Linked DNA regions of Mus musculus: regions 2 and 3 are each linked to region 1. Evidence: chromatin loops called from intact Hi-C (ENCODE). Cell type or tissue: gastrocnemius. All regions are shown on one strand. Each heading gives the region's core, and the rest is flanking DNA. Links, peaks and the distances in the headings are about the cores only. Region 1 holds the start of Kirrel (kirre like nephrin family adhesion molecule 1). Region 2 overlaps Kirrel (kirre like nephrin family adhesion molecule 1). Region 3 has its middle 33 kb from the start of Gm24472.

Evidence for each region. A loop is a pair of places that touch in the nucleus more often than their neighbours do. Peaks named below come from ENCODE experiments on the same cell type or tissue, not always from the same donor. Only the 100,000 strongest peaks of a DNase experiment are listed, where the experiment ranks them.
Region 2: a loop joins it to region 1, with 10 times the contacts of the local background. A loop is called at or near these places in 30 of 42 quality-filtered maps.
Region 3: a loop joins it to region 1, with 6 times the contacts of the local background. A loop is called at or near these places in 18 of 42 quality-filtered maps.

What each region holds. Positions count from the first base shown.
Region 1 is chr3:87,171,330-87,178,593 of GRCm38, forward strand. It overlaps Kirrel (kirre like nephrin family adhesion molecule 1), which reads right to left and starts at 3,208. Exons shown (of 16, transcript NM_001170985.2): 1 at 3,067-3,208. In gastrocnemius, for the core only: CTCF peaks have their summits at 3,448 (motif pointing left), 3,656 and 4,421 (motif pointing left); DNase peaks (open chromatin) are centred at 3,359 and 4,413; H3K4me3 peaks cover 2,717 bases; H3K27ac peaks cover 2,739 bases.
Region 2 is chr3:87,086,496-87,093,759 of GRCm38, forward strand. Kirrel (kirre like nephrin family adhesion molecule 1) reads right to left here. Exons shown (of 16, transcript NM_001170985.2): 5 at 5,610-5,767; 6 at 3,963-4,113; 7 at 3,301-3,406; 8 at 2,987-3,135; 9 at 2,656-2,783; 10 at 1,864-1,990; 11 at 1,671-1,771; 12 at 1-85. Among named protein-coding and RNA genes, the nearest start is that of Gm24472, 23 kb to the left of the region's middle. In gastrocnemius, for the core only: a CTCF peak has its summit at 3,631 (motif pointing right); a DNase peak (open chromatin) is centred at 3,638.
Region 3 is chr3:87,029,879-87,037,142 of GRCm38, forward strand. No RefSeq gene overlaps it. Among named protein-coding and RNA genes, the nearest start is that of Gm24472, 33 kb to the right of the region's middle. In gastrocnemius, for the core only: CTCF peaks have their summits at 1,160 (motif pointing right) and 3,707 (motif pointing right); DNase peaks (open chromatin) are centred at 1,169 and 3,706.

The sequences.
Region 1 (7,264 bases), core at 1,547-6,546:
AAGAGAGAAGTGAGTCCCAAGGGATCTTGAAGGAGGCTTCCACAGAATGCAGTTCTCTGCAAGCATTGGGTAAGCGGGCAGCTTCCTCATCAGACCCCACTAGAAAGGCAAAGTGCGGGGGGGGGGGTGGCGTGAGGGGGGGGGGGGGCATCAGCCACCCAATGGTAATAAGGAGCAAGGGTTGGAAGAACTGACTGCCCCCTCCTTCCTGCCCTGCCTGAGTGTTGCAGATGCCTGCCTGTGGCTCCCAGTACTTGCTTCACGGCCCCCTTTGCGTTCCAGTAGAAGGCTGAAGATGGAATCCAATCAAAGTCAAAGGAAGACCTGATAGCTTGGTTTCTGCCCCCTTCCCCTACATCTACCCCAGCTCCATACCCAGCTTTGGGCAGAAGTAGGACATCGGAGTGCGTGGCACGCATATGTGTGCAGAACAGAGCTGTAGAATCAGACTCACAGTTCTCTGCCAGGATATAACTGTGCACAGGGAGCGAAATGCTGGAAACATAGGAGGCCCTTGGGCCTCTTTGTTTTACCCCTTAGTCTCCTTGGAGCAAAGGCAGAACAGACAGGAGGAGCTTGGGGTGAGGGGGTGCCAGAGGACGAGATTTTCCTCCTATAGCCAGAGCCACCAGCCTCAGGAGGCAGCTCCCACGGGGACCATCCTGTCAGCCCACATTGCTCTGATTAACTACAATCCTTCCTTTTCAATTTCTCCTCCCTGAGACTAGGGAGGGAGAAAAATCTCCTAGAAAATGAATAAATATTTCAATTTTCAGCGCAATCAGTCTGGGGAGCTGGGGCGTGATGGACGAGGCAGCGGGGGAGGGGGAAGATAATGGTTTTCATTTAGATAAGATACAGAAAATTATTTAGTAAAAAATGAAGATAGATGAAACCCATCGAAAGTCTTTAGAATACGGCTGTTATTTCTCAGCGAGGCTGAATTTCCCCTTCCCGGCTCTTCTCTGTTCTCAGTTTTGCTGCTCCTCAGACTACCTCTCCTCGTCCTCACTTCCCACTACCATCCCTCCTCCTCCAGCTCACAGCCAACCACCCTGTGTACTCTCCCTGCCTCGTCCTCAGCTTGCCAGTGTCCCCATGTCCCCATTTCTCCCCTAAGGGTCTCCTCCCCAACCCTCCGCCGAGGAGCGAGCGGCTCTCCTGACTCCCCTCTCTCCCTTTGCTTTCCTCCCCAAACACACATCTGCACCCCTCTGCAGTTCTGGCTTTCACCTCTGATAAGAGTCAAGTAGGCTGGGATTCGGTTGCCTTCCCTAGCCACACCCACCCACAATGATGGACAGGTACTCGGCAAGCATTTTTTTCCCTGACCTCCAGTCAGCCGGGATTCAAGCTACATGTCTCTCATGTTTGCTAACTGCAGCTTCTGTTTCTTAAAGCTCGTTCTACTTGGTTGGAATATGAGGGCTGCAAGAGAGGGGCAGAGAGATGCCTGCTTCTGACACCTATCAGAACTGACACAGCTGCCCCTCGACCGGCCATGCTCTTCCCCTCCCCCTCTCCAGCAACCTGGCTTGAACAAAGTCAGAACTTAACTTATCTTCCCAACTTTCTGACAAGTGGCCAACCTGAAACCAGGCCTTCTTTTCTCCCTCCCCCTAACTCGACTCCTGCTCTCACACAGCGGATGTGCGCCTTCTCATGTTCTAAGAGGGTCCTGAGGCTCCAGGGAGGGAAAGGGAATTGAGACCCCTAAGCTAAGCCAAGCTTTGCCTTCCGAGCTGGAGGAGAGAGGGCTAGCAAAGGGGAGGGGGGTCCAGTGGAGCACCCCACCCCCTACACACACACACACACACACACACACACACACACACACCATTCAGGAGAGGAAGAGAGCTGGCCAATGCCTGGGGCTCTTTCCATTCTGCGGCTTCTCTCTTTCCAGATCACTCACCCACCCCAGTGAGAGACCACCTCCTCCATTTTGAAGACTGTAACATCTCTGTAGGCGCCTGCCTATAAGAATGTCTGCCCCAAGTTTCTTTGTTTGCTCCATGGCTGGGGTGTGTGGAAGCAATTCTGTGTGAGTGAGTGCTATGTCCTTTGAATGTAGGAAACATGTATGTACAGTTTAAGTTTGATGCCAGGGTATAACTAGGCAAGTGTGTGTCAGCTTAGAAGAGGAATCTTCCTTCTTCAGAGGTGTCAATCAGTGTCTTTGTGTATGTGTCTGTCTCCATGTGTGTGTGTGTGTGGGTGGTGGGGGGGTCTCCTTAGGTGAGTAGTCTGTCTCCATGTCTCTGTTGGAAGCTATCTGTGTGTCTGATTTCTGTGCTCCAGTTCAGGCGAGGGGCTCGACAGTGTTAAATCTTCCTTGGAGTCAGTCTCAGGAGGCAAAAGCCTTTTCCTGCAGACCCCAGGCCTGGCTGGGGTTTGGACCCTTGGTTCCTTCACGTGCATCCAGCCCAGTGTACCTGAATGCACTCATCTCTCTCCCACTCTTCCTACCAGCTCTGCCCAGCTAGTTCCAAAGGAGCCTCAGAAACCTGCACTTTTCTGACCCGAAGTGAGTGCCTGGCTCAGTCAACTCCCCTTCCCCTGAACCCAGACAACCCTGGTATCTAGACTTCTATCTCCCACCCACAACCTCCAGGGCGGGGGACCGAATATAGCCTTCCTTTGAGGGGCAGCCCCAAGCAGTATGCAGCCGCACATCAGATGAAGGTGACTGTAGGCTGGATTGGGGTAGCAGGATCCCTCAGCCTCATCTTAGGAAGCCTGCGTCTGTGTTTTCCACGCACTCCGCCCCCCAAATCTGAAATCAAATCCCATCTCCTCCCAGCCTTTCTCTTGCCCAGGACCCAGTAGTCCGGCCCTGGGCCCAGGAAGTGGAGGGATGGAGGAAGGACCGCCAGGAACTGGAGGAAAGACTTTGAGCACTCCGATCCCTTTTCTACTCGGATCTCGGCTTTTGCGACCTAAGTTCTCTGTTCTCCCGCGCAGCCAGAGGAAGCAAGTTGGGCCGCTTCACCAAGAACTCCTCGGTGTTCTCCCGGAAACTCCACGCCCGTTCCCTGGACTCCCTAGCCCGCGGCTGGGGCTTACCTTGTGAGAAAGTGTTGTAGAGAGTGAGGATCCAGATGAGGAGGCTCAGCATGCTGTCCGCCCGCCGCTGGGCCCCAGTCGGCGCGAGCGGGGCCGCCGCTGGCTCTCTCTCCTCCCTCCCGCCCTTGCACACAAGGCGCACACTCGCTTGCCTCTCTAGCCGCCGGCTCGCTCCCCTGGCCCCTCCTCTCGTCCCGCGCCCCCTAATAATTTCTGCCCTCCGGCTTTATCTCTCGGGGCCTCTCTCAACCTCCGCGCCGCGCGCTCTCTCTCCCTCTCCCTCTCTTCCCTCCCCGGCTCCCTCCCTCTCTTCCTGACGTCTGCTCTCCCTCCGACGGCGCCTCCCTCCACTGCCCTCCCCTGGTCCCCCAACGCGCGCGCACACACTCGCTCCGCTCGCTGGAACCGAGATGGGAGGAGAGCAAAGAGAAAGGAATTGAGGGCAGAGGCAAGGGGTGGGGAGGGGTGGGGAGAACGAGGCGTCGCAGGCTCTGGAGCAAGGACCGCTGGGTCCTGGCCCACCAGTGCTTGGTGCGAGACCTACTTTTACCCCCAGTGGTGTAACTGAGCCGGGCATGGGGTGGCAGCCAGGACTGAGGACGAACCTTCATCAATTTGGATGACTGTGTTAGGAGGGGTGTGCTTCTTATGCGTCTGGGGGATGGGGGTGTAAAAGCTTTAAGATCTCTTCTTCGTTTTAATCCCAAACCCCAGAATCTAACCCTAGATGCCTAAATTAAGAATTCTCAATTAACTCGAGAGTGTTGGAGAGGGAGAAGCTCTTCTTGCCTACAAATCTCAGGCTGGAGAAATCTTGACTGTCTTTGAGCCCCTTCTGAGGGCTTCAGCCAGCCACATTGAGGCCCGCCTCAGCGCTGGAGTCCGTAGCAGCCATGAAGAGGCGCAGTTAACTCTTCCTTTGTTCACCCCAGACATTTATCTATCCGGAGGGAAAACCAAAGAACTCGGTGGCTTTCTCTTGTGCCTCCCCGAAGGCTTGCTACAGAAGGCAGCCACTGATCGATCTCTAAGCACTCAGGAACTTGAGGTGCACTGGGGTGAAGACATGGAGAATCGAAATAGAAGTGCATTCGGGTGGGTTCTCCAGTCCAGAACCCAGTGTAGTAGCCACCTCCTCTCCCAATCCCTAAATACATCCTTCTGCTCACTGGGCTGCTGAGTGTGGGAGAAATAATAGAAACACAGGAATTGCACAACTTTGCAATTACGCCCATCTGGAGAGGCCTCCACCTCTTCCTTCTCATATTCTAGATCTCCTGAGTCCCTAAAAGCTCCTGGCCAAGATAGCTTTATCTTCAGGCTTGGAACTAAGGCACACAGCTCTAGTGCCCTCTGCTGATATGAGATGGGCACAGTTTCCTCAAAAAATCTTGACAGTTAGATTGAGTGAGTGGTCCAGACGCAATCTGGAACAATTAGAGGGCACAGAAACAAAGTCAAAACTAGCCAGCTAACCAGTCAACCAACCAAACTAACAAACGACCCATAAGTTCATATTCAAAAGCATAATATGACTCAGAGTTCTCTTTATGTTAAAAATATTTGCAAGCATAGACAAAAACCAAAATTTTAAGACAGGGATATCTAATCCAGAGATTAAGAATACCACCCCACACAGAGACAAGCATCCATACAAACACATGCACTCAGACATGTTAGGGTTTTTAGTTTATTCATCAACTGATCATTCAACAGGTATTGCTTTGGTACTTGATATGGTCCAGTCACAAAACCAGTCAGATTATAAATGAATGAATGAATGAATGAATGAATGAATGAATGAATGAATGAATGAATGAATCCGAGTATAGTGGTGCATGTCTGTAACGCTAGCTCAGGAGACAATGGCGGAGAACTGGCTGGGCATCATGATTCACACCTTTAGTCCCAGTACTTGGGAAGGAGGAGGCAGGCTTATCTCTGTGAGTAAAGGCCAACCCGGTCCTTTTAGGAAGATCCAGGACAGCCAGGGCTAAAATGAAAGCCTGTCTTAAAACAACAGCAGCAACAACAAAACACACAAACAACAAAACCAAATGTAATTGTAAGTTCAAGAAAAACCCAGGAACTCAGCCTATATAATAACACCCTGAATACACACAAGTTCCTTCCTTTTAAAGGTTCACTCAAAGAGAGGGGTGGGGAGATTGGTCTGTGGGAAGTATAACGTACTAGATTATGTTTAATGTTACGGGTAACAAAACAAAATACAGGAATAAAGAAGGAAGAAAGGGGCAGCTTTTCCTATAACTGGTCAAGGAAAGCTGTCCTCTTTGACATTGAGTATGAACTTATGGGTCGTTTGTTAGTTTGGTTGGTTGATTGGTTAGTTGGTTAGTTTTGACTGTGTTTCTGTGCCCTCTAGTTCCAGATTGCGTCTGGACCACTCACTCAATCTAACTGTGAGCATTTGACATTCACCTCTGCAGGCATTTGAGGACAGGACATAGCAAATAGACGGGCACAGATGACGTTTCTCTGGTCAGGGAATTCTGGGAGTGAGACAGCCTTTCCCCTTTATTCTGAATGAGTACACACTAGAAGGGGACCCTGAAACACAGACAAAGAAAATGCCAGGAGGACCAACACTCCCAGCAGCCAGAGGACTCTTCCCTATGCCTTAGCTGGCCTCCTCCTCTCCCTTTAAATACAAAACTTCACCAGCTCATCCTGAAAGACTTTCTTTCCTCTCCAGACTCCTACAAGCTACTCAGGATCACAGGTCCTAAATTCCTACGCCCCTTTGCCTAACAGTCTCCAACACCAGATGTGTTAGGGTCTCCTGATAGACTTTTCCAGAACAGCTCTGAAAGGATGGGTTGTTCTGGGGGATGTTTCAAAGCATCATCTAGCATTACTAGTTTCAATTCACTCCCAGAATTCCCTGACCTGAGGAACTTCATCTGTGCCTGTCTGTTTGCTATATTCTGTCCTCAGATGCCTGCAGAGGTGAATCTCAAATGCTACCCCATGTGAGCGAGCAACTGGGGCTGAGAAAACTCTTGTTTTCCAGGCTCTGCTCCCGGCATGCTTGCCCATCCCTAGCATGCATCTGCACTCTTCTGTCTACTAACAGACCTGTGAGTAAGATCTGTCCCTTACCCTCTTCCCAGGCTACCCCAGTAAAGCTTCCCAGGTTTTCTCCATTTTCATCTCTCTAATACCAACGCTCATCCAGTTAGCTGAGTCTCCTGGAGTCTCATCACCTACCTTTCTTCAAAAGAGGCGTCCTGAGACTGAGTCTTCCAGTATCCAAGAGGTCCTATGAAGAGAAACCTAGCGTGTCCCAATATACTACATATACTTCTTCCTTAGTAGGACATGTGCCTCCTCATTAGACCTTGAGTTCCTTGAAGGCAAGGACTGTCTATGTCTCTTTGGTCGAGAACTTCTGAGAGTGAAGAAGCTGGCCATCTATTTTAACCACTGAGGTAGCAGCATAGTTGAAAGTAGAAAATCAGATGCTGAGCCAGAGAGAGTGGAAGATTCTCTCCCTGATGTTTACTACAGAAGAGAGAGAGAAAGAAAGAAAGAAAGAAAGAAAGAAAGAAAGAAAGAAAGAAAGAAAGAAAGAAAGAAAGAAAGGAAGGAAGGAAGGAAGGAAGAAAGGAAGAAAGAAAGGAAGAAAGAAAGAAAGGAAGGAAGGAAGGAAGGAAGGAAGGAAGGAAGGAAGGAAGAAAGGAAGAAAGAAAGGAAGGAAGGAAGGAAGGAAGGAAGGAAGGAAGGAAGGAAGGAAGAAAGGAAGAAAGAAAGAAAGAAAGAAAGAAAGAAAGAAAGAAAGAAAGAAAGAAAGGAAGGAAGGAAGGAAGGAAGGAAGGAAGGAAGGAAGAAAGGAAGAAAGAGAGAGAGACTAAAATCTTCATTTTCCAGCCTGGAAAAAAAATCACGACTCTTCACACAGTGTTTTTTAACCTTCCTAGCGCTGTGACTTTTTAATACAGTTCCTCATGTTGTGGTGACCACCCCCAGCTGTAATATTATTTTTGTTTTTTGTTTTTCGAGACAGGGTTTTTCTGTGTAGCCCTGGCTGTCCTGGAACTCACTCTGTAGACCAGGCTGGCCTCGAACTCAGAAATCCGCCTGCCTTTGCCACCCAAGTGCTAGGATTAAAGGCGTGTGCCACCACGCCTGGCTTATTTTTGTTGCTACTTCATAACTGTAATTTTGTTGCTGTTAT
Region 2 (7,264 bases), core at 1,266-6,265, 85 kb before region 1:
GCACACCGCTGCCTGAGTTCGTCCTCTCCACGGTGTAGCGTTCCAGGGTCCCCACCTCGAGGAAGTTCTCCTTCCATGCCCATGCCTGGGATGGGGGAAGGCAGGAAGGATGTAAGAAAAGGATGCGTGGAAGAAGCTCATGCCCCAGGGAGACCCAACCCACTCTCAGGTAACCTCACCCAGCACATGTGTGGTCCTCAGGCCCTACATACCCTCATTCGGAAACAACCCAACACTGAACGTCTGCTCCACAAGTTGTGGCTCCCATACAGTAGACATCAGATTTATCTAGAGAGACTCTAAAAAACTGCATCCTTGAGGTTTATGTACCAAGTATGAATGTAAGGGAGAGGTCCAGCAATCAGCTTTTGCCGAGGTCCCGTGCTCTAAGTGTGACACTGGGTGGTATTTTGTGATGGGGAGGCAGCTGAGCTAATGAGCTGGTATTCGGATCTTGGATGTTGCTGGGAAGACTGGGTTGAGACTTGAGATCCCTGGGCTCCGTTTTCTATTCCTCTCACCCCAGAGCAACCATGAGGCCGTGATTTCCCTCTCAGGGCCTCATTGTCTTTATCTCCGCAATGGCAGATTCTGACCATGTGAGGCAATGCTCAGCCTCGTGATTCTAACCGCACCCAAGTCTATCTTACCAGCCTTACCATGAATCAACCCACAGAAACCTGCTAGGCTCTCTAGAGATGTATCTTAATTATGAGCCGGGAGTCAAGAGGCGGATCCCCAAGGCCTTCCGTCCCTGCCGTCCCAGTTGGGGCAGTCCTAACTGTGTGCTCTCATGGCATAAGGGAGGCTAAGGAAGAGGAGCAGCTGAGCTCTGGCTCCTTTCCAGGGATCAGTCCTCCCAGCTCGATGAGGCAAACCTCCCGGGAGCCAAACCGTCTTCTGCCTAGGCAGCTGTGGTAATGAAGTATCCCTGGGCAGCCCTGGAGTTAGCCAAATGGTCATTAAATGTGATGAGGGTTTTGATGGTTAGTGGCCACAGGAGGAATTAATTGTTTATGGTATAGGGGAGAGGAGAAAGGAATGAGGGATGGTCAGGGATTGTGGGAGGAAGGCAGGAGAAACGGGAGAAGAGCGGACAGGTGGGAGGGGGAGCAGAGGGGATGGAGGAAGGAGAGGGAGGTACGAAGAAAGACTGGAAGGTATTAGCAAGGGTGGAAGATGAGGGCAGAGGAAGGACCTTTGCAAGAAAGAAGCCTGACTCCAAGGAACTGCAGTAGGCTCATTCTTTCTTTCTCTTTTCTTTTCGAGACAGGGTTTCTCGGGTTTCTCTGTGTAGCCCTGGCTGTCCTGGAACTCACTCTGTAGACCAGGCTGGCCTCGAACTCAGAAATCCGCTGCCTCTGCCTCCCGAGTGCTTAGATTAAAGGTGTGCGCCACCACCACCCGGGGCCACTACTAGGTTCCTCACAACTGTGGCTGTAATGACTTTTATGAGGGGAGATGGCCTCCTTGTCACAGATGAGAAACTGGGGTTCAAACCACTAATCTGTTCATCATCACACAAGTAAGGGAGGAGGTCGTATTTGAACAGGTGAAATGGTACAGAAACTAAAAGGCGGAGGATTCTGAGAGTAGAAGAGGGTGGGGAGATGAAGCCGGGCAGATGGGACACACCAAGGGCTGCCTGCCCACGCCAACCCAGTACTCACAATTCGATCCGGAGGTGGGGTACTCCCGATAAAGCACTCCACCTTACCGCCATCACCTCTCACAGCAAACTGTACCGCCTCGCTGGAGATGATAGGAGGTCCTATAGGCAGGAAGACCCAGTCAGGCCGGTCAGATCTCAGGCCAACAGCTTCAGTGCTCTTTGGACAGGTCTCGGCCTCTTAAGGCACTCACCGTTTACATAAAGCGGTACCTCTCGCTCAGCCACTCCGATCCGAGGCACGATGGCCCGGCAGGTATAGGTGCCAGCATCTGCCTGGGTCACTGACTTCAGCAACAGTTGATTGCTGTTACTCAGGACCTGGGCAGAGAGATTAGCCTCGGGTGGGGAGCCAGGAAGCCTGGGCCCCTGGGTCGGTGAGGGCCCCCGCATTGGAGGCATGGGAAAGAAAGCATGAAGGGCCACAAGTGAATTCCCAGAAGGTAAATGGCTTCCTGAGTCAGGCTAAGACTCCCTAAGACTCTAAGCAGGCTGGCAATAAGCGCCTGCCCAAGTGCACAGGTGCCTGCTACGATAACTAAAAGGATACAGTCCTTTCTGATGATTCGTCCCTATGATTTTATTACCAAGCCAGGTAAGCCAGTTTAGTCTGAAATTTCCCTTTACAGTTCTGGCCCTAACTGTCAAATAGGAGTCGTTAGAACTGTGTACTTCAGCTTTCTTTGTGCGATTCCCTACCACCTCCGCATCATTAATGAATGCCCTAGATCTGACTACCACAGCAGCACCTCCCCCCCCCCTCCACTTCACCCTGAGTTCTATGCAAGTCCAAGGAGAAGAGGTATGGCTGACTGCAAGTACCCTCTTTCCTCCCAAACCCCAAGACCTAGAAATGGTCCAGTTTCGATGTGAAAGACCAACCCCATCCCTCCCGTTCTCTTCACTGCGCCAGCAAGTCTGTGCTCCACCCCCACCCCCCACCCCCACGCCCAGCGCTCAGAACAGGCAGGAAGAGAGAGGCTTACCATGTTTGAGTCCTTCTTGGTCCAGGTGAGGGTGAGGGGAGGATTCCCAACCCAGACACAGGTGAGGGTCACATCAGATCCAATGTCTGTGGTGGTGGGCTTTGGGTAAACTACAATCCGGGGGGCGACTGATGGGGAGAGAGGTGGCTGGTCAGAGTCTCAGGTGCCTGAGAATCATCAGCTCTGACTGGCTGTCTCTCTTCCTGACCCCTACCTCCCATGTTTACCCCTGTCTACCAGGTTAGTGGAGTTTTCGTCCCCTGTACCCCAGGACCTTCGAAGGGTCCTGCTCTCTGCCCCCTCCCCTGCTGCTCCCCTCCCAGCTACTCACAGTGAACATTCACTAAAGTGCTGACATTGGTGCTCCCGACTTTGTTATAAACCTCACAAGACACAGGCTCCGTGAAGAAGGAATAGTCAACGTTTGTCTCATAGCGACTCTCATGGGCGTCTTCAATCAAGAAGCCCCCTTTGGCCCACCTAGAGGATGAGGCCCAGGGATGGGAGATCAGAACCTGGGACTCTCTGTTATATTCAGGGACTCTGGTCTCCTCCGTAGCCCGCCCCCCACCCCACAACCACCTCAGTCCCAAGCACCTCTCCATTTATCAGGTGCATAGCACTCCCAAAACCCAATCCCCTCACCTGTAGCCCAAGATCTCTGGGTTGGCTGTGGCCTGGCATGTAAAAATGACACGCTCGCCTTCCAGCACTGTCTGGGGCTCGATGGACAGAGTCACTGTGGGAGGGTCTGCAAAGTACGGGATAGGAGGTCAGGGTCCTTTCTGTCCCCGAGTTTCTCCCTTTCCCTCTGTCACATGTGTATTCATACCACCTTGATGTGAAGTGAGAATTGAAGTTTACAAAATATCAGCTATCACCCTCACCCTTTCTACACAGAGTCTTTCCGGTGGCTCAGGCCAAGAATGATAGCAAGGGAATTATCCAGTGGATGTAATGACCTACTATGACCACTAGGTGGCACTGTGGGTTAGTTCAGCTTACTGTAAAGGGCCAGGGTAAGAGCATCCCTGACTAGGAGGAATGCATGGACATCTGGCAGGATGCTATGCTAGCCATGCTAGCCATGCTACATGCTCCTGTACCATAATGTCTTTAATACTCACAACTCAAGTAAGCAGGTACAATACTATACTCAATGCTCCACCCACCAACCATTATTGCCCATGGCTTAAACCAGGAAATGAGGGGAACATTAGTCCTGGACCCCTAGGCTCCTTCCTTATTCTGTACTTCTCAGGCTGCTATGTCCCCACTTCACGTAGCCTACCCAATGCCCTACTCACGGTGCACATCAAGCTCAATGGATGTCTCCTTGCCATTGGGGATGGCCTCATTCATACTGCGACAGGTGAATACGCGGCCAATGTCTAGGTCTGTGGGCTCAATGAGCAGTTGGCTGATTGTGGTCTCCCTTTTCCCATCCTTCAGCAGCTCCTGGGGGTGAGGGAAGATGGGAGTCAAGGCTAAAAGCCCCACCTCTGCTCTCAGAGACACCAAAGGGCAGACCTTTAAAGTGCATCTCCCTCCCTATTCCAACTTCATTGTAAAGTAGTTGGGTATTTTAAATAGCTTTCTGCAATTTACAGAAAAATCAAACAGAAAGGTAGTTTCTCCTCTCTACCACAGCTTCCCCCATTATTACATCTTACAGGAGTGTAGAAATCGTATTATAACAGATATTCTAATATTGATATCTTAAAACTAACTGAAGCCTGTGGTGCACACGAGCTTCCCTCTGTAGTGTTGAATTCCTGGAATTCTCTAAGCCCACAGTGAGTTTCTCCGCTTTTAGAAAGCCTTCTCAGGCCTGTCCAGACCTCTGGGCTCTCTCCTGCCTGAACCACTTACAGTGAGAGTGAGTGTCTTACACTTGGCCCTGGGTACCATGTGTTTCAGGGGTGGCTCTAAGGTCCTGGATTACTGAGACAGATTCATCAGCTCAGCATGCTGGCTCAGTGACACTGCAGTCATTTTCCATATTGTCACCCACCCACTTAAGGAAACCACACTGTGAACAAGAGCAAGGCCTTTCCTTCAGACAGCTATGTGTGCATCTCTAGGAGACCACAGCAGCACCTAACTGATGCAAAACACAGTGATATTTGGAATCACCAGTCTTAAGAGAATCAGCAAAAGACAGGAGCAGATAACAAATGCTATTAGCCCATCAACTTGTTTGGCTGCCAATATATTTTAAAACATGTATCCCCCAGGAGAAAAATAACAGTTTTTGATGGTTAAAAAAAAAAAAAAAGTTGGGCCCCATTGGGGTCAAATAATCATTTATGAAAGGGCAGAAGGAAGATATTTGTTCCAGGGCATGGAGGTCACTATGAGCTACAGCCAGAACCCAGGCCCCCCATCCTCACACTCTAGGACACACAGGTGGGCAGGTTCTCGTCCCACTGGGAAGTGGCTCTCACAGTGCCCAGCCCAGGGCAAGGTGCACAAACATGCTAGCCACTGCCATCAGCTTTGCTGTGTGACTCTGAGAATATGCACACAACCCTGGTTCCTGCAGCCTTTTGCCATTCTGACAGAGGACAGTAAAGGATCAATAGTGCAGCCGGACTCCAGTATCGAATGCCAACTTCGCTGCTTGCTCTCTGAGTGACATCCAGCTGGGCCCTTGCCTTCTCTGACCATCAACCTCCTCCTTTGTAAGTTGGAAGCAACACCTACTTTATGGGACTCTTCTGAGGTTTAAGAGAAATTGCCCATAACATGTCTACCAGGCATGGTACTTAGCAAAAAGGAAGTACTTATGGAAATGGCACAGTGAACCGGGGAGCCCATTTATCTCCTCTGGGCCTCAGTCGTCACAACTGTATGATAAAAGGGTCTTACCACATCTACCCGTGTAAGAGGGAAAGGAGAGACAATGAGAAGCTGGGGCTAAGAGGGGCCAGAGGGGGCAGGCAGGTCCTCACCGTGCTAGTCACAGCCCCCTCCTGCTGTGTCCCATCTCGGAACCAAATGATGGTGGCAGCAGGTTTGGCATTAAATGCTCTGCACGTGAGGTTGTAGGGGGTGCCTGCTTGCAGCAGAATCACCGGGCCCCCATCAATCCTTGTTTCCTCTGGAGGAACTGGAGGGAAGAGGAGAAGAAAATCAGCTCGGGATGCAGCGAACTGAGGCATCCTTCTGTCGGCGGGCATGTGTCCCCTCGGCAGGGCAATGCCGCCAGAGCCCCACTTACAATCACTCTACACAGTGCTCCCCGGGGAGAATTCACCCAGCTTGCGGGATACTCTCTCACAGCGGCTCCTATTGTTTGCTCTATACTCACCGCTGTTGCCCAGGAGAGTATAGAGGGCCACCTCAAGGTCTTGAGGTCAGATCATACCCTCGGGAAGGAAGGGTATCCTTACACCTAGCCCCATCCATCTGCCTGGAATGGCTGGATGGTCAACTCTATCTACCACACCTTCGCCAGGTTATTTCTTCATAGCAGTTAAGGGTGTGTTGTTCTCCTGCTCAAACACCTCCAGAGGCTGCAGCTGCCTATAGCATGGCTTCTCAGGTATCAGCCTCCTGTTTTAGGGTCCTCAAGCCCTGCAGACCCTTACCTCCTCGTTTAGCCTCTGCTGTTTCCTGCCCTCGCCCAGAGCTGCTGTTATCACCCTGGCCAAATCCTGGGGGATGCAGAAAGCTTCGTGTCCACCTGCGGCGGTACTGAGTGTTATCTGCCCACTGGCTACCCTTGGTGGTTGTCTCCCCTACTTCAATGCCCTGGGATAAGCAGGCCCAGGTCTTACTGGCATTTAAAAAGATTCTCCGCTGCCTAATGTATAGCTAAAACAGGCCTTTGCTGTGTGCTTAAGCACCTGAGTTGGCGATACATGTGGTTTTAAGAAGTAAGGTGCCTTTTCTAATACCATTGCCACAGACTTCTAAATGTTAAGGTGAGCCAAACCCTGTGTTTCCCAAGGCCAAGAGTCTTAAAGTTCCCCTAGGATAAGAGTTCCTCTTTTTTAATAAAATATTTATTTATTCACTTAATTAACTTGAGAGAGAGAGACTCATTATGTAGTCTAGGCCTGCACCGAATTCATCTTTTTTTTTTTTCCCTGAGAAAAACAAGACTAGGGAGACTGAGAAGAAAGTTCTAGAGGAGACCCTTGATGGGAGATCTCAGGAGGTCCACGGAGCTGGAGGCAGACAGGGCTGTCCCGGCGTGGGTGAAATGAAGGTTTCTGAGCCGGAGGTACAGTTGCTGACACAGCGTTCTGTTCAATTTGTACATGTGGAGTGGCAGAGTGGAAAAGAGGGTGGAATTTAGATCAGTGCCCTTCAGATCCCGGCCCCTCCCTTACTGTCACGTGGTCTTGGTTGAGCCCCCTGAAGGCCCTGAGCCTGTTTGTCCCTCAGAGGCCCTAACAAGGTCTCCTCACCGAGCCAGTGTGAGGGGAGTGAGGTCTGCAGAGAGAGTGTAGCATCCAGGGCACGTGTATAACCCGGGCTACTTTTACAGTGACAAAATGGTTCCAAGGCTTCTCTCAGCTAATTCTTCCCTCAGTCCTGGCTCTTCCCGTCTCCGCTCCCCAGCATAAACAACCCCGGTGACAGGGGCAGGGTTGTGGAT
Region 3 (7,264 bases), core at 900-5,899, 140 kb before region 1:
TGTGGCCAAGGGGGAAGATATGCATTCACCACTGGCAGGCGAGGATCTGTTTAGCTTTCTTCCAGAGCTGACTCCCCCATGACTTCTCAGGCTAGCTTTCCTACCTCGGAAGGAGTGGGGATAAGAACCATGTATACTGGTGGGTGTGGTTTCTAGACATCACTCCACAATAAGTCTGTACAGGCATCGACACTCCTGTCTTCCCCTACACATTTCTTTTGGGCCTACAGATGCTCTTATTGTGCAATGTATCGAAGAGTCGGTGTCTTAGTTAGGGTTTTAATTACTGTGAAAAGACTCCATGACCAAGGCAACTATTATAAAGGAAAACATCTAATTGGGGCTGGCTTACAGTTTCAGAGGTTCACTCCACTATCATCATGGTGGGAAGCACTACCGTGTCCAGGCAAACATGGTGCTGGAGAAGGAGCTGAGAGTTCTACATCTTGGTCCAAAGGCATCAGAAAGAGACTGTGTCCTACCCTGGGCAGAGCCTGAACATAGGAGACCTCAAAGCCCACCTACAGGGTGACACACTTCCTCCATCAAGGCCATGCCTAGTCCAATGAGTATAGTGCCACTCCCCATGGGCCAAGCATTCAAACCCATGAGTCTGTAGGGGCTTTACCTATTCAAACTACCACAGAGCATATAAAAGGATTCTAAGATGTAGAAGAATCATGGGAGGAAGTAATGCACGTGCTGAGAGATACAGGATAAGTGGGGCATGAAGCAGATGATCTGTGGGCGTGGTGGCAGGAACAGGTAACAGGTAACAGGGTAACGGGGTCACAGCAGAAAAGAGAAAGATAGTTAGCAGCTCTGTGCCTCAGAAAGTGACTGTGACAACAGCAAGGGCTGGAAAACCCCGTGGGCACTGACAAGCAAAGGAAGAGCAGCACTGGGAACGGCAGATCTCTGAAGTGTTTCGGGAAGTGTATCCCTTCGTTTATTAACGATGTGAGTGACTTAACTCCAGACCTGGCAGTTCCGTAACTTCCAGGGACAATAATCCATCGTCCCACAATACAGCTTAGCCACCTTCTTCTATACTCAAGGACGTCCACAAACTCCCTCATTCCTTTTGCACCCTGTATTCCCCTCAATGTCCATCATTTGGAGCTAAATGACAAGGCAGACAGGCTGCATTGTAAGCGTATGGACAGCAGGTGGCAGCAAAGGTCAGTTAGCATAGTCCTTGTATAGCAGCTGGTAGCCAAGTGCTCCCTTGTGAAATCAAGTTGCCCATGTAAGTCAGTCCCTATGCCCATCTGACACATACAGTTTTGGAATTGTAAAAATATTACACCTCAATTCTGTGTTGGCTCTTGAGTGTGGTCTCGACTCTAACGACAGGGCATTATTGGCACTATAGAGCTAAAGCGGAGGCCTAGAGCATTGGAGAGGCCAGTCATAAACTCAGACACTCCCATCAAAGCCCAGCATACTTTCTTCTGCCACACTGCGTTGCTCACTCTCTGTAGAAGATACTCCTTGGTTGAAGGAAGCTCTCTCTCTCTCTCTCTCTCTCTCTCTCTCTCTCTCAGTGCATGCGGTGTTCTCTACTGGGGATTGAGCAGAGAGTCCCTGACTCGGTGTTCTGCACCTGTCTCTGCTGCCTTTTCTGCGGCTTCTTCTTACCACCCTCAGCTCCAAGTGCAGCCTTAGATCCTGCACCTATGAGGATGAGCCACCAGGTACCAGCTACCACAACACCCAGTGTCTTGTGGTCATACAAAAACCAAGAATGTGACATTGCTCCTTCCTTCAGGAAGCTTCAGTACAGAGGTGGAGAAGAATCTCCCGTGGATGTCTCCAAAAAAGCCAAAGAATGTATCCTCAAAGATGCCTGTCTAATCTGAAACTAAAGAGGCTCTGTGGCTAGACTCATCAGGCCTGGCTTCTTAAAGCAGGTACAATGCTATGACAACTGACAGCTGGACTGAGGATTGCAGGGCACTGGGGCCGTGATGAGGGGAGACAACCAACTGTACTCAGAGGAATGCTGGGTTTAGAAAAGAATGCTCATGGGTGGTAAACAGCCTTGAATGCCCAGCTAGGGTATTCACTCCCAATAAAGAGAAAGGCAGGGAAGTTTTTAGAAGGGAAACGACAAGCAAAACTCTCTAAACTAACCTAGTACAGTGAACACAGCATGAGTCAGAGTGCACTCAAACTGAGGAAAGACGTTAAACTGTCAGATAAAACACTTTCCAGGGGATGAAGTTGATGACACCGTTGGCAGGACACTTGCAAACATGAGACCCTTAGACTGAGTCCCCCAAACCCACATAAAACACTTCACGATGGTTGCCCAAGAAATTAGGCCAACAATTAAAAAGTGGTCCTCATAAAGTGGAAAAGCACTTGTCCAACAAAGAAAATGAAGAAATGAACGAAGAGGCACAGTACAGGAGGGGAGAAAAGACTGCTGGTTATATGTCTGAGAGAGTATTAATGTCTAGAATATATAAAAAACAAGCAATCAAATTTAAAATAAGTTATAAAATTTCTCAAAAGAAATATAAATGATTAATAAACATTTCTTATTAAGTGATCAACATCTTTAAGACATCAAAGAAATAGCTAATTTTTTAAATTAGCAAAACTAATTTAAGATGTTTGTCTTAAGCTGAGGTATCGCATGCCTTTGATCCCGGAGGGGCAGGTAGATCTCTGAGTTTGAGGCCAGTCTAAGCTACAGTGTGAGTTCTAGGACAGCCGGGGCTACATTGAGAAACCCTGCCTTGGGGGGAAAACAGTTTTTGTCACCCCAGGAAGCATGGCCTTTATTAAGAAAACAACGGCTTCAATGATGGTGAGTCTGTGAAGCAGGAGTGCCCTATTCACTGTTGATGGGGGTATAAGCTGATGGAGCCACAATGAAAGTCAGCGTAGTACCTCAAAAACCAGAAATAGATCTGCCAGACAGTCCACTGGGCATATACCTGAAAGACTGCGAGTGAGAATTCAGGCTCAGGAAGACTTAGACTTGACTTTTTAGATAGGTGAGTTAAGTTGGAGTGTCAGTAGAAACTAGGCAGCCAGAAAGACCCATGAGAAAGGGTAGGTCCTGAGGACAGCGACAGGAAAACTCATGTGATTATAAATGAGAAGAAGAAGCCTGGCAAGGGGGCCTTGGCTCACTCCCAGTCTCTCTGCCCTGGCTGCAGCGTGGGTTTCTTGGGGTGGGGGTGGCTATGTTAAATGATGACAAAGCAAGGTGAGGCCTCTAGTGAACTTGGGATTGGTGGAGCTGTCTTCTCAAAAGGATGCAGAGTAGAAAGAGAGCGTGCTCTGGTCTTGCTCCATTTAGGGGGAGGGAGTGTGTTTTCTCAATGCTCCAAAACACTGACGCTCAAGAGCTGTGGACTTGGGCTAGACTGATGGACCAGCTGTAAAACGCTTGCCCCTTCAGCACAAAGACCTTCACTATGATCCCATGTTAAAAGCCAGGCACACAATTTACAATCCCAGCACAGGAAAGGGAGAAATCAGCAAGTCCCTGATGCTCAGTGGCGAGTCAACCTAGCTGAACCAAAGAGCTCCATGTTCCCTGGGGAGGCCTTGTCTTAAGAACTTGCACCGGAGAACTGCCAGTGCTGATTCCCCTGTCTTAAGGACCCTGGACAGTGAGTGAGGCTCCTAGCCTTGTCACAGTAAGCAGCTGAGAGCTAAGAAATGTCAGCCCTGCTGTAGTTCACGTCTCCGGCCACCAGAGGGCGGAAATAGCCCAATATTAGAAAAGCAGAGGGAACCGCTTATTGAATGTTCTAGAACTGGAGACATCTCTTGAGGAAATACTTCCCTCAAGCCATGACATTTCCCAACTCTGAGAAAGGGTCGTTGGCTTGACAACAGGATGGCGACTCCCTGTCCAAGAGGAAAAAAATCTCCCTGAAGAGGCCCCCACAACCAGCTTCCCTTTAAACAGGAAGGATTTCAGTATGGCCCGGACTCTCCCGTCCTCTGTCACAGTTGCTGTTTCCCTGAAAAACTCCATTTTAACTTTAAGGCACTGGGAGGGTCAGAAGATGCGCTTGTTGGTCCTAGTTCCCTGCGTTAGTGAGCCTCGGCTTTCTCATGTGTGAAGTGAAGAGGAAAATACATACCCACCTTATAGTACTAAGAAGATATAGAAGATTCCTGTGAGGGCATGCGTACTGTGTTCTGCCTCTCCACCCAGGGGGAGGCAGAACGAAGTCTGGAGCGGAGGTTCACAGTCTGTGTTCTCCTTCTCTAGACCTGAAAGGGAAACAGCGAAGTCTGGAGTGTGGTTCCTTGGCTCCTCTCTGGGTTCCTGGGTAAGGAAATGGGGGTGGGGGCTGGGGAATGTGGGGAGTGTGGTGTGGTGTGGTGTGGTGAGGTGGGGGTGAGGGGGTGAGGTCCTCATGTCTACCTTTCCCCTGGGGCTTGAGGAGCCAGAGATGATTGGAACCTGGTCTGATTGGGAGTCAGGGCCTGGTGCACCAAAGAGGCTGGAGAAGAGAAAGCCTGCCTTCCTTCCTTCCTTCCTTCCTTCCTTCCTTCCTTCCTTCCTTCCTTCCTTCCTTCCTGCCGCAGACCCTCTGGGCCCCTTTGTCTGCGTGGAATGGGTCTTTAGTCGCGGGTGGGCAAAGCGTCGGATGAATGACAAACAGACGCACACAGGAGAGGTTGTGTAGAATCTGAATGTAATTTGTCAAATCGAGCATCAAACTTTTTATACAGAAGACAATAAGGAAATTGGGTGACATACCCGCATGGTACAAAGAGGTTACTGGATTCTTACATAAAACAGAGGAATGCAAACACAGAAGGTCTAACAGGAACCACCTGGGATAGAATTCATTGTTAACAACTGGAATCAACAAGGGCTCCACCTAAGATTCACTTAATCTTAGAAGCCAGGGTCAAGGGCTTTGTGCCCTTGCCATAGTTCCTATTTTAATCTATTGTATAGTCCACCTTCCCCCTAGGCCATTGTAAATACGTGTGTATGGGTGTAACTCAGCTATAGTTCTAAGTATCTATTCTGGTTTCTCCTTAGGTCTGAAACTTCCTTCTTCCTAGGTGATGGTAAATTCCTGTGTAGGGCAGTGACCTCGCTTTTATTCAAAGTGATAGTGTAGTACCAGAGGCTATTCTGAATGTCACTGAATTCCCATGGTCTGCTCAAGGACTTTCTAGGACTGTTGGAACACTGGTGAAGGCTTTAGCTATGTCAGAATTCAATCTTAAAAAGCACTTATAATAGGATAATACTAAAAGAGAGCACATGGATCCGTACACTAGACTAACGCGGGAATGGAAAATTAATGTATGGGTTAGAGAGAACACCAGACTCCAGGAGTGAGTTTCCGTGAAACTCTTCTGCCTCATGAGTAGCTTCCAGGCCTCAGCCTGTCAAGCTGACTTGACCAGAGTGCGTGGCATCTTGGAGTGTAAGGCATAGCTCTTTAGTTGAAGGCCTTTCCCGATGCGATCCTTCATAAAGCAGGTCTCTGAGATGATCCTTGCTTATTCGTATTGCTTTATTTTTATGGTGGATGTGAACACATATGCTTTATTTGGGGGTAAACCAGGGATTAAATACCTTTTGTGGGAAGGAATAACCAAGAGGAGAAGTTCATTGGCTGAAGGCTTAAGGCTGTCTTGATATCTCATTAGTGTGGAGACAAACTCAAGGTGTTACATTACCTGACTGTGCGTGGTCCTCCCAGTGGGATGTCGTGGCTCCGTGTCCCACAGCAGGTACAGGACAGGTAGGAAGCTGTTCTACCCCTACCAGTCTCACATCTCTGAGATTCCCAGGGTTTGCCCGCTCAACCTTGCCAGTTCTTATGTCTGTCTGGTAACACAGTCCCCCATGCCCTACAGAGGTGTCCTCTTTTAATTCTTGTTCTTAATAGCTAGTAGAAAAATTCTTGTTAAGTTAGGTAAAAAAATATAAAAGTCTGGGCCACACTGCAAACGGACAGTGCTGGAGCAGGGGCAAGCTCCCTGGAGTGATAAGGATCTTTGACTTAGTGGACGCCTGATCTAAAGAAGCTGGCTCTGAAAGACACATGTACTTTACTGTCTGTGTCAATTAAAGCCACGTAATAACATGGAGTTTGCAAAGGGACTCCTCCTGAGGGCAGACAGACGTCTCTTCTGCCAGTGGCCTGAGAGAGGAACTTGCAGGCCTCAAGTATGTCATAGGTACAGCCAGGTCCACATCTGAGACTTGGTGTTTTTCTCCCCTAGGAAATCCCAGAAGACCCCACCTCAGTTCTCAGTAGGAGGATTGAGTATGGAAGTACAGAACTGTATAGCTGTCTGACAAGAGCTTTGCACATTCCAGTCTGTCAATGCTGCAGAAGAAGGTCCTGCTACCTCGACTCCTATAAATACCAACAGTTTTATCCTATCCTTACTGAAAGTTAACCAGCCTTTCCCTTCCACGTGCAGATACATAACTTACTTGAGCTTCTGATCTCTTCCTTGCCCATAGGGAAACCTGCCCAAGCAGTCTCTGGAAGACTGTGTGTGTGTGTGTGTGTGTGTGTGTGTGTGTAGAGAAGCTGGGGACTACCCAAGAAGTGCTAGAGAAAGGCAGACTGGAGTGTCTGTCCAGAGAAGAGGTCATTTGGCAGCAGAGCAGAGGACTTGCCAGGCTTCAGCTTTCTCTGCCTCAAGTCTCCTGGCCCAGCTTTATAAAACACCTTGTATATTTCAGAACTCCTAGGTAGACTCAGGGAAAAGCAGGCATCTGTACTGTCAAACCCTGTGTCTAAGGGAAGGCTTATTTCATCTCCTCAACTGCCCACCCCTAAACTGCACTTTTAAAATTCATCTAGAAGCGTATTTAGGCCCACCGCTTCTTCTGTTGACCTGGGATTCATAGTCATGGTTTGTAGGTCTGAGAGCTTGGATGGAGACTCGCTGCACATGCTCTAGCTTCTAAGTGAATTTCATATTCCTTCGTCACAAGTCTCAGCAGTATTAGCCATACCTTTGCCACTAATAGAACCCGAGATGCTTTCACAGTGCCTCTGCCAGTGGAGGGCTCTTGAAAATTTTACACTCCATACAGCCTGGAAATCAGCGCTCACTAGACTGCTGCTAGGTTTGCTTACTGCAATGCATTATTAAAGGACGTGGGAGATGACTACGCCATAGATCTGTTTTCTGATTCTTTCAAGAGCTATATTTCAATAAAATTGGTCTCCTGTGTAATGCTGTGTTTTCAGTCCCTGCATTTGAGAACATGGGGGAAAGAGTTTGCGGGCTCCAACACAGG